Regions from separate parts of the Homo sapiens genome. Here region 2 is linked to region 1. A link is a loop called in an ENCODE intact Hi-C map of the cell type or tissue named here. Cell type or tissue: B cell. All regions are shown on one strand. Each heading gives the region's core, and the rest is flanking DNA. Links, peaks and the distances in the headings are about the cores only. Region 1 holds the start of MAP9 (microtubule associated protein 9). Region 2 has its middle 6.4 kb from the start of FGG.

The links. Hi-C counts contacts between places; a loop is a spot of excess contacts. Peaks named below come from ENCODE experiments on the same cell type or tissue, not always from the same donor. Only the 100,000 strongest peaks of a DNase experiment are listed, where the experiment ranks them.
Region 2: a loop joins it to region 1, with 6 times the contacts of the local background. A loop is called at or near these places in 4 of 110 quality-filtered maps.

What each region holds. Positions count from the first base shown.
Region 1 is chr4:155,374,268-155,380,671 of GRCh38, forward strand. MAP9 (microtubule associated protein 9) reads right to left here and starts at 2,698. Exons shown (of 14, transcript NM_001039580.2): 1 at 2,504-2,698; 2 at 1,509-1,647; 3 at 670-754. The coding sequence starts at 1,583. RefSeq lists an enhancer at 2,151-2,580. In B cell, for the core only: no CTCF peak of the experiment used is centred there; a DNase peak (open chromatin) is centred at 2,604; H3K4me3 peaks cover 1,519 bases; H3K27ac peaks cover 1,918 bases.
Region 2 is chr4:154,615,824-154,622,227 of GRCh38, forward strand. No RefSeq gene overlaps it. Among named protein-coding and RNA genes, the nearest start is that of FGG, 6.4 kb to the left of the region's middle. RefSeq lists an enhancer at 1,033-1,182. In B cell, for the core only: a CTCF peak has its summit at 3,058 (motif pointing left); a DNase peak (open chromatin) is centred at 3,078.

The DNA.
Region 1 (6,404 bases), core at 1,412-3,911:
GGTGGAGGTTGCAGTGAGCCGAGATTGCACCACTGCACTCCAGCTTGAGCAACTGAGCGAGACTCCATCTCAAAAACAAAAACAAACAAACAAAAACACCAAGTTTAGAATTCTGTATGCTTATACCTGAAACTAAAATGTTAATATGTTTACATAGCTAAGAGAAACCAAATTATAATAGTACTGATATATGAAACACGAAGAGTCTGTGGTTTTTAAATTTACCCCTTATCACAGCCAAAAAAAATCTGATTTATAGCAAGCTTTATAAAAGCACTTCTAATGTGCACCGAAGTTTAGTTCTGTGGGACTAGTTACTAACTAGCTGTAGCACCTCCTAGGGTTGATCTTAAAGATGAACCTGTCTTCTTCAATGTGGTTTACCACTGGCAGCCATCCTTTTACTGCAAACCTGCCATCAATTAATTTATATTTTCGTATACACATTCAGAAAACAAAACAACAATAAAAAAAGAAAATCATACAACTTCCTGAAAATTAAGAGTGGCTTTCTACTAATTAAAAAGTTGAAAATCTAAAATTAGTGAATGCTTAGGTATTATTTTAACATACGTGATTGAGGGGATGGGTGGTTGGGGGGCTGGCTAAATACAAAACTAAGGAAGCAAAAAGAAGAAAAGTGGTTCACGTTTCCATACTGTCACATACCAATCTCATCACTGTCAAAGTCATCTGAGTATTCAGAACTCCTTTGTCTGGCTGAGCGAGCTGTAATTGCTCTTATTAGCTCATCCTGAAATGAGATACTGAAATCAATTTCCATCCAAACATGGAGGTATCATATTCACAAGTAATTCTTTAAACAAACAATGCTTGATTAACGACTGCTTTCAAACTTAGGTTTCATTCATCTAACAAATATTTCCTGCAAGCTCACTTTATGCCATGTACCCACTTTACGCCTCATACTCAATGCAGAGCATCACAGACAAGAGCCCTTCCTCATGGAGCTCGCAGTTTAACTAGAGGAGACACACATTATGGAACAAATTAATTGCAGGTTATAATTAGAGCTGGAGGGTAACAAATAAGAAGGGGCTCAATTTAGATTATAATTTATTAAAAACTGGTATTTTGAAAGAAATTGGTATTTTTAAGAGCTTTTGTCTCGGCATATTTCAGAAATGGATGCAATCAATATTGCAAACTTAGAGGCTGAGTTCAAAATTGCAGTGACTCAACAGAAAAAAAAACTTAAACATTATGTTACAACAGAAAAAAAAGTTTTTATATAAAAATGGCAATTTAAGGTTGCGATTCAACTTTTAACTTAGTAGGAAACTAGTATTGAGGCTACTTTGGTAGTCTTAAAACCATATAGGGGAGTTTGTAATACTGGATGGAGCCCAAACATGATCATGTGCAAAACCTCAAAAGTAATATAAGATTTACCCCTGCTTTATATAGGACTGTTCTAGAATCACCAATTTCAACCCATCTAATACAGTGTTTACACTGTGAAATGATTCCAAATAAAAATACTTTACCTGGAAAGTAGTTCTTTTGGTAACTTTTGGACTCTTTGTATATGCCAAAGTGGTGCTAAAAACTTCATCAGACATAGTGTATTTTTTCTCGTTACCTTTATAAAATAGCTAATTATTAGAATTCAACTTCTGATAGTAGCTGAAATATACAAAACAAATCAGACTTCGCATGCTTCAGAATTTATTTTATTACATTTGATTCTACTCTCCCCACAAAGGTCAAAGAAAAGCATCTGATATGAACATTGGGCTACATCTTCACTTAAAAAGGTTCTTGTAAAGAAATAGCAAATTCTCATAACAAGCTTGTTTAAAAAAATTCAAATGGAAGTTATCCTAAAATAGTTTTGCAACTACTTAAAAAGTCTGCAAATAAATGATTACAAGTTAATACGACAAAATGCTGCCAATTAAAATAGAACACCTTATTTTTCACCTCTCTTCTAAAGTATAACATTGCCTTCAAAATAAGTCACGTCTTATTTAAAAGGCCATCAAAAGGATCGTCGGCGTAAAAATTATGAGCACCACCACCAAAAAAAAAATGTATCTATATATTTGCATACAGCGCTATTCAAAGAAAAAGATCGTAATGCTAACCCGCAAACAGCCAGCGAGATGTATTGCAAGCCAATTTTTCCTCTCACAAAAGTGTTAAAGAGAGCCAGACAAAACGACGAAGCTTTCGCGATGAGCCGCATTAAAATCGCGGTTTCCCGTACTCGGAGCAGAGGCCTGGCAGGGCCGCCCATAGCGTTGTGCGCCCCGGGTTCCGTTCCCTACCAGGCCAGGTGACGTCCGGGTGCTCGCCGCTCCTCACCGCGCCGTATGCTGAGCACCAGCGAACGCCAGGCCCGTGCACGTCCAAGCGCGGTCTCTGTCCGGATCCCCCATGGCCCCCAGGTCCCGCTTTCTGTTCCCGGCCCCGGACGCCCGCGGCCAGTTCTCCGCGACCCTGAGAATCAAGAGCCAAGCATCGGGTAGGAGCTGCTCACCTTGGTCTGGGCCTGGCGGCGCCCGCAGAGCCGGTCCTGGACCGAGCGAGGAGGAGGGGCTAATAACAGAGGCGGAGGGCGGTTGCTAGGAAACAGCGTCTTCGGGAGGAAGTGACTTCCCCACCGCCGGGTCTCTCGGGTACCCAACACCGCTCTTCGGCCCAACGTGTCGCTGGGGCAACCACCCAGACGAAGGAAGTGACATCACCTTCCTGGGTCTTTGGAGAGGGGCTCATTATTGGTCGCTTGTGTGCATGTGCTGTTGCCTAGGAGACAGGACCCGCCCAACTCCCACCCAGATAGCCTTACTCTTGCCAATAGAGTAAGGGTCCTTATCTGCACGTGTTGCAAATAAAGCACATTCGTCGTTTTGCCACAGTTAGGACGTGAAGTTCTCTGAATCGAAGTACGGTGTCAGTGGATGGGACAGAATAGTACGGTAGTGAGTTTGCAGAACCCTGTTTCCGACTGCAGGTTTGAATCCTGGTACCCCTTTCCTACACACGTGATTGTCCCAAGTTAAGGTCTTTATGACTCAGTTTCTTCTTCTGGGGGAAAACAAAAGTGTACTAATAATAGACACCTGAAAGGTTGCTGTAAAATTGAATGAAATAATACAAGTGGAACACTTGGAAGAGTGCCTGGAATTGTATTCGATATTAGATATGCTCTTCATGCAACTAAGCCGCAAAGGGCCTGGAGAGACCTCAGCTCTTGTGGACACAACTGAAAGCCCATTTGACATCTTACTTGAATGTAAAACTCCCCCTCTTTGTATACTTAGTGAGTAATCTTATTCCAATCAAACCAAACAAAATGATCCACTAGGCTAAAAGAGCATGTGCTACTAAAGTAAACAAAATCAACATCATTTAATTCGCATAGGAAATTCTTAAAGCAAATAAAAACCAAAAACGTTTATTGAAAGTCTTTAAAATAATATGAATTTTTACTATTTTTAATTTTTAAAAAGCTTAATCCTAGTTGAATTATCTGAATGAATTCATTGACTAGTAATTAAACTCATACCTGGTATTTTTTCCACATCTCTAAAATATGTTAATATTTCACTAATTCAATTTTGTATAAACAAATCACATTGAGATAGAAATTTAATAAATCAATGTATTGAAAAACTAAATGTGCATAACAAGAAATAAGAAATTTAGTAAAATACAATGCTGTATTAATCAGGGTTCTCTAGATGGACAGAACTAATAGTATATATATATTATATTATATATATTATATAATATATTATATATATAATATATATTATATAATATATTATATATATATGTCCACTCATCTGTATCCATTTATGAAGCTGAAAATGTACACCACCTCTACACACACATACCCAGAATAGAAAATGCTCCCTATTTTCTATTAACTCATGGCACTACTGTTGAACCCTTCCAGGTTCACCTCATGCTCCTGGAACCTCCTTTCCACTGTAAAACATTCTCTCACTTTTTCCTCTATAATCGCATTCTTATCTTAGCTAAGCAAAACTATTTTCTGAATAAACTATCTCCCTGAGGGCTTTTCAAATAGGGACTGCTGTAGAAGGAAGATTTCTAAGTTCTCCTAGGTCCTCACATACTCAGTGACTGCTCTCCTATTACTCCAAACCCTTCCTCCTCACAAGCCAATATTCTATGTTCTATTTCTCAGTTTCTGTCATCAATAGATATATAGGCCCTTCTCCCACATTCACTGAATATCTACAGCCAACCTATCCAATACCTGAGATCACACCAAGGTATGGTGTGGCCATGTTCCATTCAATAGAATTCTTTGCTCAATACTCCAAGACTTTCACTTGTCCATACCCCTAATTGTGGGGCTCCGTACTGGAAGTCTTAAACTGTAATACTCCACTCCAAAAGGCCCATGGCTTCCTTTTTTAGTTATTCTTCTCTTGTTATTTCTATTTAGGAACTCATCAAGACATCTAGACTCTTTTTTTTTTTTTTTACTTTTTCTTTCTTTCTTTTTTTTTTAATGCATGTATCTCATCTAAGATGTCCAGACTCTTGAGCTTTTCACATCTTCCCCCAATTTATCAGTTGCTCTCTTTGCTTCCTGCTTCCCTTTCCTAGCTAGCCCAAGTCCCACAATGTAGCTTATGGAGTTCTTTCTTCAGCACTTTCAACTTTCTCACTTCATCATTCCTCTGGGACACAAAACTTGTCCATTGATCATCCAAATTCTTTGACCCAACGTATTTCAGAGTAATAGTGCATCAATCCCAGCTTACAATTTTATTTTATTTTTAGAGACAGGATCTCACTTTTTTTGCCCACTACTGGGCTCAAGCGATCCTCCTGCCTCCATCTCCCCAAGTGCTGGGATTACAGCCATGAGCCACCATGCCCGGCCCCAGCTCGCAACTTTCTGTGTGACCTCAGGTATGTTACTTAGACACTCCTAACCCCAGTTTGTGCATTCATAGGTTGGGATAATACCAACCCCTTCCAGTGCCATTTTAAAGATTTCATACAATACTTTGCACAAATACATATGATAAAATTATTTCCCCACTCAGGACAGTGCCCAGTAGAGCTGGTGAGTCAGTAACTGTGGTTCCCCCGCTTTCCCTCTCCTTACCAAGCTCACCTTCCACCTTCCCTCTAATTCCCGTCCCTATTCTCTTTCATGTGTTTACGTGCCTGTCTCTTCCACTAGAATCAGTTTCTTAACAGCAGCAGTTTCTCAAAATTGACAGTTTGAGCAGAATCATTCTTTGCTGTGGGGGCTGTCCTGTGCATAGTAGAATGGTCAGCAGCATCCCACTCTCCACCCCACTAGATGCCAGTAGCACCCTCCAAGCTGTGACAATCAAAAATATCTCTAGACATTGTCAAATATCCTCTGAAGGACAAAATCACCTCAATTGAAAACCACCGCACTAGAGTAATGGCTATCAAACTTTTTTGAACAAGACCTACAATAAGAAACATTTTGTACATGTATATACACACACAGTATGTGAAATAACTTCATCAAATCATTCTTTCCCTTACGGTGTCCCACTCTGATATGTTCTATTCTGTTTAAAAAACAATGACTAGACTGAGCCTCAACAAGAATAGTAATCTTATCTGTTTCATCTTTACACTCACAGTACCTAGGCAAATTTTGTGGCACACAAGAGGAACACAAATACTTGTTAAATTGCAATGAATAATCATTTCTGGTAGTCAATAAAGAGTTTTAGTTAACAGAAGAAAAACAAAAATTCAATTTGTTTTCTGGTTGTGCCGTGTTCAAAATTGAACACCACCCTTGGCAGCTTCCAGGAGAAAAAGTTCTTCGCCTTTGCTCTAAAATATTCTGTAGCCTAATCAATGTGAGCAAAAGGCAAAAATCTACTAAGGTATAAAATGTTTTTATATACTACATATATAATGTAGTATATATGTATACTGATTATACATATATGATGTATACATAGTATATATGTATACTGTACATATGTACATAGTATATATGTACACTGATTATATATATACTACATATGTAATGTAGTATATATGTATACATATATATGTATATATGATTATATATGTGTATATATATGTATATATAATCATATATATATACAACATATAATCATTTTATGATTATATACTACATAGATAATCATGTGTGCACTAGGCAGTGACCTAAAATGCCAATGACTATGGCCAAATTACTGACAGATACAAGCCTGTGACTTAAGCCAGCCACTCAGAAGAAATAAGCCTCCCTTTCCTTGGAGACATTTTCTAAAACTATAAAAATAAAAGGCAGAAATTAGTACATATTCATGTAACAACTACCCCCCTCCCTAAAATAACTTCTGTTGTATAAAACCCAAAGATTAAAAACTACAACATTGGATAGAAAAGCTGAG
Region 2 (6,404 bases), core at 1,889-4,388, 760 kb before region 1:
ATGATATAGCCCTAAGGAATAATAGAAAGAACTACCAATTTTGAGCATCTTCTTTATGCTAGATATTATGTGGTAGTATAGTTTTTGTTGTCATGTATATTCTCTCATTTAATCCTCACCACAAGCCTAGGAAGTAGATATAATTACCTGTATCTTATAATGAAAAAAGAAAGGCCTAGAGATGTTGTGTAACATATGCAGGGTCAGTGTGCCAGAACAGGAACTCAAACCCATGGGGCCCAATGCCTGTGCTCTTAACCATGAATCTTAATACAACCATGAAGCCCTTCTTAATTTAAAATAATACACAGATACAAGGTGTTATGAGACTCAAAGTTATTCACTGATAGAATGGATTTTAAAGATGTGTGTGTGCATCTACATAACTGTGTGCATGATTATTTGAACACACATTTACATCTATCTACCAACTTATCTATCTTCTTCTCTGGGTTAGAGACAAGATTTTGTGAATGATCTTTTACAGTCTTTGAGTATTTCTCAAACCTAGATTTGTGTTGTTTTATGATTAGCTTGTGTTTATGGTCCTTTTTTTTTTTTCTCTCTCTTTAGAGATGCAGCCTAGCTTTGTTGCTCAGTCTGGCCTCAAACTGAACTGCTGGGCCCAAGTGATCCTCTTGCCTCAGCCTCCTGAGTAGCTCGGACTATGGGCACGTGCCAATGCACCTGGCTTCAGTCCAATTTTAGATGGAAGCAGTTTTTCAATGCTAACTGCATGGTTCAAGTTTAATAGGACTTGATAAATTGAATTCCATCAGTAAGTTAAAGGGAGAGACAGCCACTGCGTGGTCAAGGAAGCTCAAATCAATGGCGACAATGATATATCTGTTTTTCTAACAAGTAAACCATTTCTAGATCTAAGCTAAATTTATAGCCTGAACCCTCAGAACTGGATTTCCTAAAAACTGGCAGAAAGAAAATGACCTATTGGCATACTGAAAGCCAGTCCAACCTAATAGTAAAAATATCCCATTAAGGGCAACAGAGTTGTCTGTTAGAATATTTGCTTTGTGTATAAAAATAGCCCAGGGAAAGTGAAAACGCAAAAGTTTCTTGGTAGTCTGTGAACAATGTGCTTTTAGTTTCACTATGTAAATCAAAGACAAAAACAACATTGGGCACAAGTAAAATGGACTCCCTCACTGGCAGCAGAACAGCACCCACAGGTTGAGTTTTGCACTTCTTAACTTCATAAAGTTTCATTACATGTGTCATTTGGGGGATCTGTCCTAGCGGCAGGGATGTTGAAAAATCTCTGCTGTGATTGGAATTTAGGAAATAAAGTACTGGGTGCCTAGAGAAAGAAGGATTATCCCATTGGCAATTACAGAGGCCAAAGAGGCTGGAAATTAGCCATTTTTAATACTAGTTTGAGACTAAGGAATGATCTGAGGTGCCCTGGATTGAGACAAATTGAACAGAGAAGTTGGATTTAAGTGTTTTGCTGTGCCACATTGGTATCTGCTACTGGTTTGTTTGTGTTTTTCCATCTTTGTGTAATCTACGATTTTAAATCTCTCACCCCATGAAAGAATTTTCATGACTAAATATGATTAGCAGGAGATTTACAAGAGCAAATGAGTTTGGGGGGAAAAATAAACCACCACCAACCAAGGGGCCAAGTTATATTCACAAGAATGTGCTCCGGAAAGAAGAAACTTTTTAAGCCTTTGAGTAGAAATACTGGCCTATGTTGAAAGTGGACAGGCCCCTGTTTGAGAAAAACTGTAGTTATTTTGTCATATAAACTATCTTTGGAGGAATATATATATATTTCTAAAGAAGGAGAGAAAATAAGAAGAACAGAGAATGCTATCAGATCATCAAAGCAATTCAGTCATCTTATCTAGCTTAACGCACACATTTGCTTTAACCTGCAATTTTGAATGAGGACAAACAAAACATTTATAAGATTTAGATCTTTGTTTTAAATTCTAACTACTTGGGTTAGTTTATTGTCTTAGTGTAATTGCACTATAGTCCTTTCAAAGTTAAATCCATATAGGATTTGCTGTGTACAAAGGCTAACTTTCTATTGACATTTTGAAGGACTTTGCTTCATCCATGAAAGGTGACATATCTCTGTCTTCTTCAAGTGTAGATTTCTGTGTATACTTTACCTTGAGTGGTGGAGCAGTGACCTCTACTAAGTAAACAAAGATACGATTTGCAAAACCAGATTAAGTCAAAGACCCAAATATTTATTGAATGTTGTGCAAGAAAGCCTAGAGTGTAAATCACACTCTTGATGGATAACACTATGGCTGCAAGTTACCGAAGAATGGTCTGGCTTCAGGGCTGACCAGAGCAAGCTCATTCACAAAGAAACAAGGTTAGGTCAAAATTTAGAACACTGCATTTTACCTTTTATAAACAGCAGAGAGGAAATTCTGTTGACCAAGATCCAGGAAACCGATTGCTTAATTATGCATCCTTCTGCGTCGGAAAACTACCTGATATTTACATATCAATACTTCCTGTGGATCTCACTATGCTTTATAAGGTTAATTTCCTCATTAGTACTTTATTGATATTTAATACTACATCATCTAATTATGGCTATGGAAGGCCCCATACCCCTCCTCATATTAACCTGATATGTTAAGCCATTTCTAGCTCTGACCGAGAAACTTTATAGAATTTATCTAGGATAATATCTAAAATAATGCTGAATCAAATATGCACCACAAAATTTGGCTGCCGGGTAACTGCACACTGTCCCATGGTGTTCCTCTGCTGGATGCTCAGATCAAAGTGGTCATTCACTTAGTAAATACATATTGGGCATATACTATTTGCCAGGCCCTGTTCTACACAATGAACCAAAGTCGCTGCTGATAAGTTTACATTCTAGTGGAGAGAAAGAGGATATAAACAAAATATTATATAATGTCAGTTGGTGACACGGGCTGTGAACAAAAATGAAGAAGGATTAAGGAAATGAAAGACTAGAGGAGGTGCTGTTTTAGATATGGTGGTCGGGCAGCACTCTAGGTTAAGGTGACATTTGCTGGGTTTCTGGTGAGGCTAGTTACAAAGCTCATGGCTGGCTCACTATTGCCACCTGCAGGCCCCAATACATCTGGAGGATGAATGATTTAAAGCCAACAGACACATATTTTTTCATTTAGAGCTGTCAGAGATTTGACAAGTGTAGGTAAGTAATAGAATGAGAAGTATACTAAGAGAGGAACACTGCGCAAGTTAGCCAGAAAATACCACAATGACCATCTACACATTACTATTGAGCTTGCGAGTTATGCCATTCTCTTCATCAAAATCCTCTGAGGAATTCCCATTTCCTGTCTAATTAAATATAAACTTCTCAGCCTTGTATTTAAGCTTCTCCAAAAAAAAAAGGCCAATATAACTTGTTAGGTATATCTTATAAATTGGATTGAGGTAGCATATCCCATAAAATTTCAAAATTTTGCCTTCATGAGGCTGACATAAAAGGTATTTTAATTATTATACAATTATTATTATATAATACCTTAATTAAATACCTTCATAATCATATAATAATACCTTAATTAAAGTAAATTTTATGTAAGCCTCATGAAGGCAAGGATTTTTAATCTGTTATTATCTGTGGTGCTTGATCAATGCACCCAATAAATATTTGTTGAGTGAATAAAATATATTTTACTAAAATATTAAGAATTACTAAATATTACTAAAACACTAACATAAAATACTAAAATGCAGTTTGAGGCAGAGAACATGACCATTAAGCAGATAACAAAATCATTCAAGAAAAGGAAATACACCCATTTCAAAACCATCTGTTTCAGAGCAAAAATCTGTAGCAAGGCAATCAGATCTCACAGTGTGGGTCAGTGATAGAGCTGATGGAGAGTACTGGGGAGGGACCACGGTGATCCTCCTGACTCCATTTGAGTGGATCAGGAGAGGAGCAAGACATTCACCGTGATTTTTTGACTGAAGGAAACTTTATATGTATTTAATTTTTGGAAAACTAAAGCAAAATTGTGTCACATTTTAAAACAACTCCAAGTTTGAATGATAAACATAAAATAGAGTGGGCAAGTCCTAGAATATCACAACACTAGGAGGAATTGCCTAGAGCCATTGGTCACTGTTTCTCCTGATTTGCTTTATAAACTATAAGGAGAGAAAGCTCCACATAGGCCTCTGAACCACTCCTGCTTGACTGGAACAGGTGGGCTGCCCTAACCAAACAGTACAACTTTAACAAAGGTCAGTCAAATCCTAGAAGATAGGGAAATGAGGGAGTTTATAGCATTGTGTTGTGCATATTCTCTAGAATACGCAGAACTAGGGCTAGAATGTGTCATAGAGAAAGCCAAGTAACCTTCACCTGGCCCTTTCCTTAGGTTTGTCTGTCTTGGTCCCATGCTTTAGCTCAGCTCACTCAGCTGTGCTCCAAGTCAGCAAGTGGTCATGACCTACATTTGGGACACTATTGCAGGACCTTGTGTCACCCACTGCACTCCATTTCTCAACTAGAATTTGCCACTGGGCCTCAGGCTGCCACAGCCTATGGTTACTGTCAGGAAATGCACCAGTGCATTCCAGCCTGGCCCCAGCACCCAGCCCTACTTAGGTTTGTTGTGGTCCCTTCTTTCTCCATTCAGGAATCCCTCTCTACTTCCTGCTCTCCCAATGACAGGATCTGGTAAACTCATATGAAGTAAGGTAGGAAAGACTGAGCTCGCCTAAGGTATTACTTCTACCAAGACTGAAATTTAAACTTGAGAAAAACCCGGAAACTGAAGACATCAGAATCTAAAAAGAGAATTTTACAAAACAGTCAGCTATTAGAAGAGAATTATGGGATCAAATACAAATTAGGTAACTAAGAGAAGTTGTATAAAGCCATTTAATGACGTAAAGACGTTTTATTTCTATTTTAAGTACTTAGAATTTCTTCTAAGCGACTATTTCTTAAAATGCTCCTTAGATTACTCTGTTTCACTTTGTTAAAAATGTTAGGTTCCTCAGCCCCTTTCCAGATCTACCGAAGAAGAGTATCTGGGAGTGGACCCCAAGAATCTTCATTTTATTAACAAACTTCCCCAGATGATTATTATACACAGTAAAATAGGACAACCACTGCCCTACACAGGAGAGTAACCATACCTGCTTTACCTAAGAAGGCCTTATTTCCATTAGACAATCTCAAATCTTGTATACTTCCTCTTTGTTAGAGTATTTAATACTGAAGATATGCCATAATCATTTCTTGTTGCAAAAAGAATTTAAAAACCAACGGTATCAGTTTTTTTCTATTGAAGTTTAAAATTAGATTTTGGTAATTCAGAAACAAAAAGACAAATACAGCATGTTCTCAGTTATAAGTGGGAGCTAAAAATCTGCACACATGCACATACAGAGTGGATTAATAGACACTGGAGACTCCAAAGGGTGGGAGGGTCGGAGAGGGGTCAGGGATGAGAAATTACCTATTGAGTACATGTACATCATTCCGATGATGGTTACACTAAAAGCCCAGACTTCACCACTAAACCATATATCTGTGTAACAAAACTGCACTGGTAACCCCTAAATCTATGAAAATAAAAAACAAAACAAAAACAAAATAGATTGTGGATAATCCAGTTTAATGATGCATATTGCTTTATTGATGAATATGGCATCAATGCTGCCCAAAGAATAAAAAGTAGACTGGCCCCAAGCCCCAGTGCCTTAACACATTACAGAAGTAGGTGTTCAAGAAATTCAATCGCTTTACAGAAATAGAATAGAAAGGACTTAGGGAAAGACTGAATGAACACGTAGGAGAGGGGTAAAAGTTTCACAGATAATAACTCTGAGAAACAGTAAATATGGGAGAACACTAACATGAATAGGAAAACAAGAAGAGGAACTGGTCTGCTGAAGAGAGAAAATGAAGAGTCCAATTTCCAACATTTTAAGTTTGGATGGGAGTGAGACCTGTAAGAGGAGATGGCGTCAGAATGCTGGAGATGATAGAGCTTTGGGAATGAGAACTAGTGGTGAGCTGATGGAGGGTGAAGTGAGTTTCCAAGGAGAAAACAACCTGAGGACAGAATGTGGACTGAATTTAAGAGCTGGCAGAACAGGCAGAGAGGGGAAGAATGGCTCTGACTCTACCTCATGGCCCTGTGCCTACACAAAAGCCAAAGACTTTCATATCTCCAAATGACACCGCTTGGATGTGATTTAGCTGTTTATCTGTGTCTTGGAATGCTTTCAAATGAAAGAATTATAAACAGTATTTTATATATATATACACAGATATATGTATACACATTATATATACATATACATACATATGAAACCTTTGCTGTTAGATATGTCAGATAATACAGAATGAGTGGTAATCATTTAACACATTTCATGTTCTGTGGTGCCAG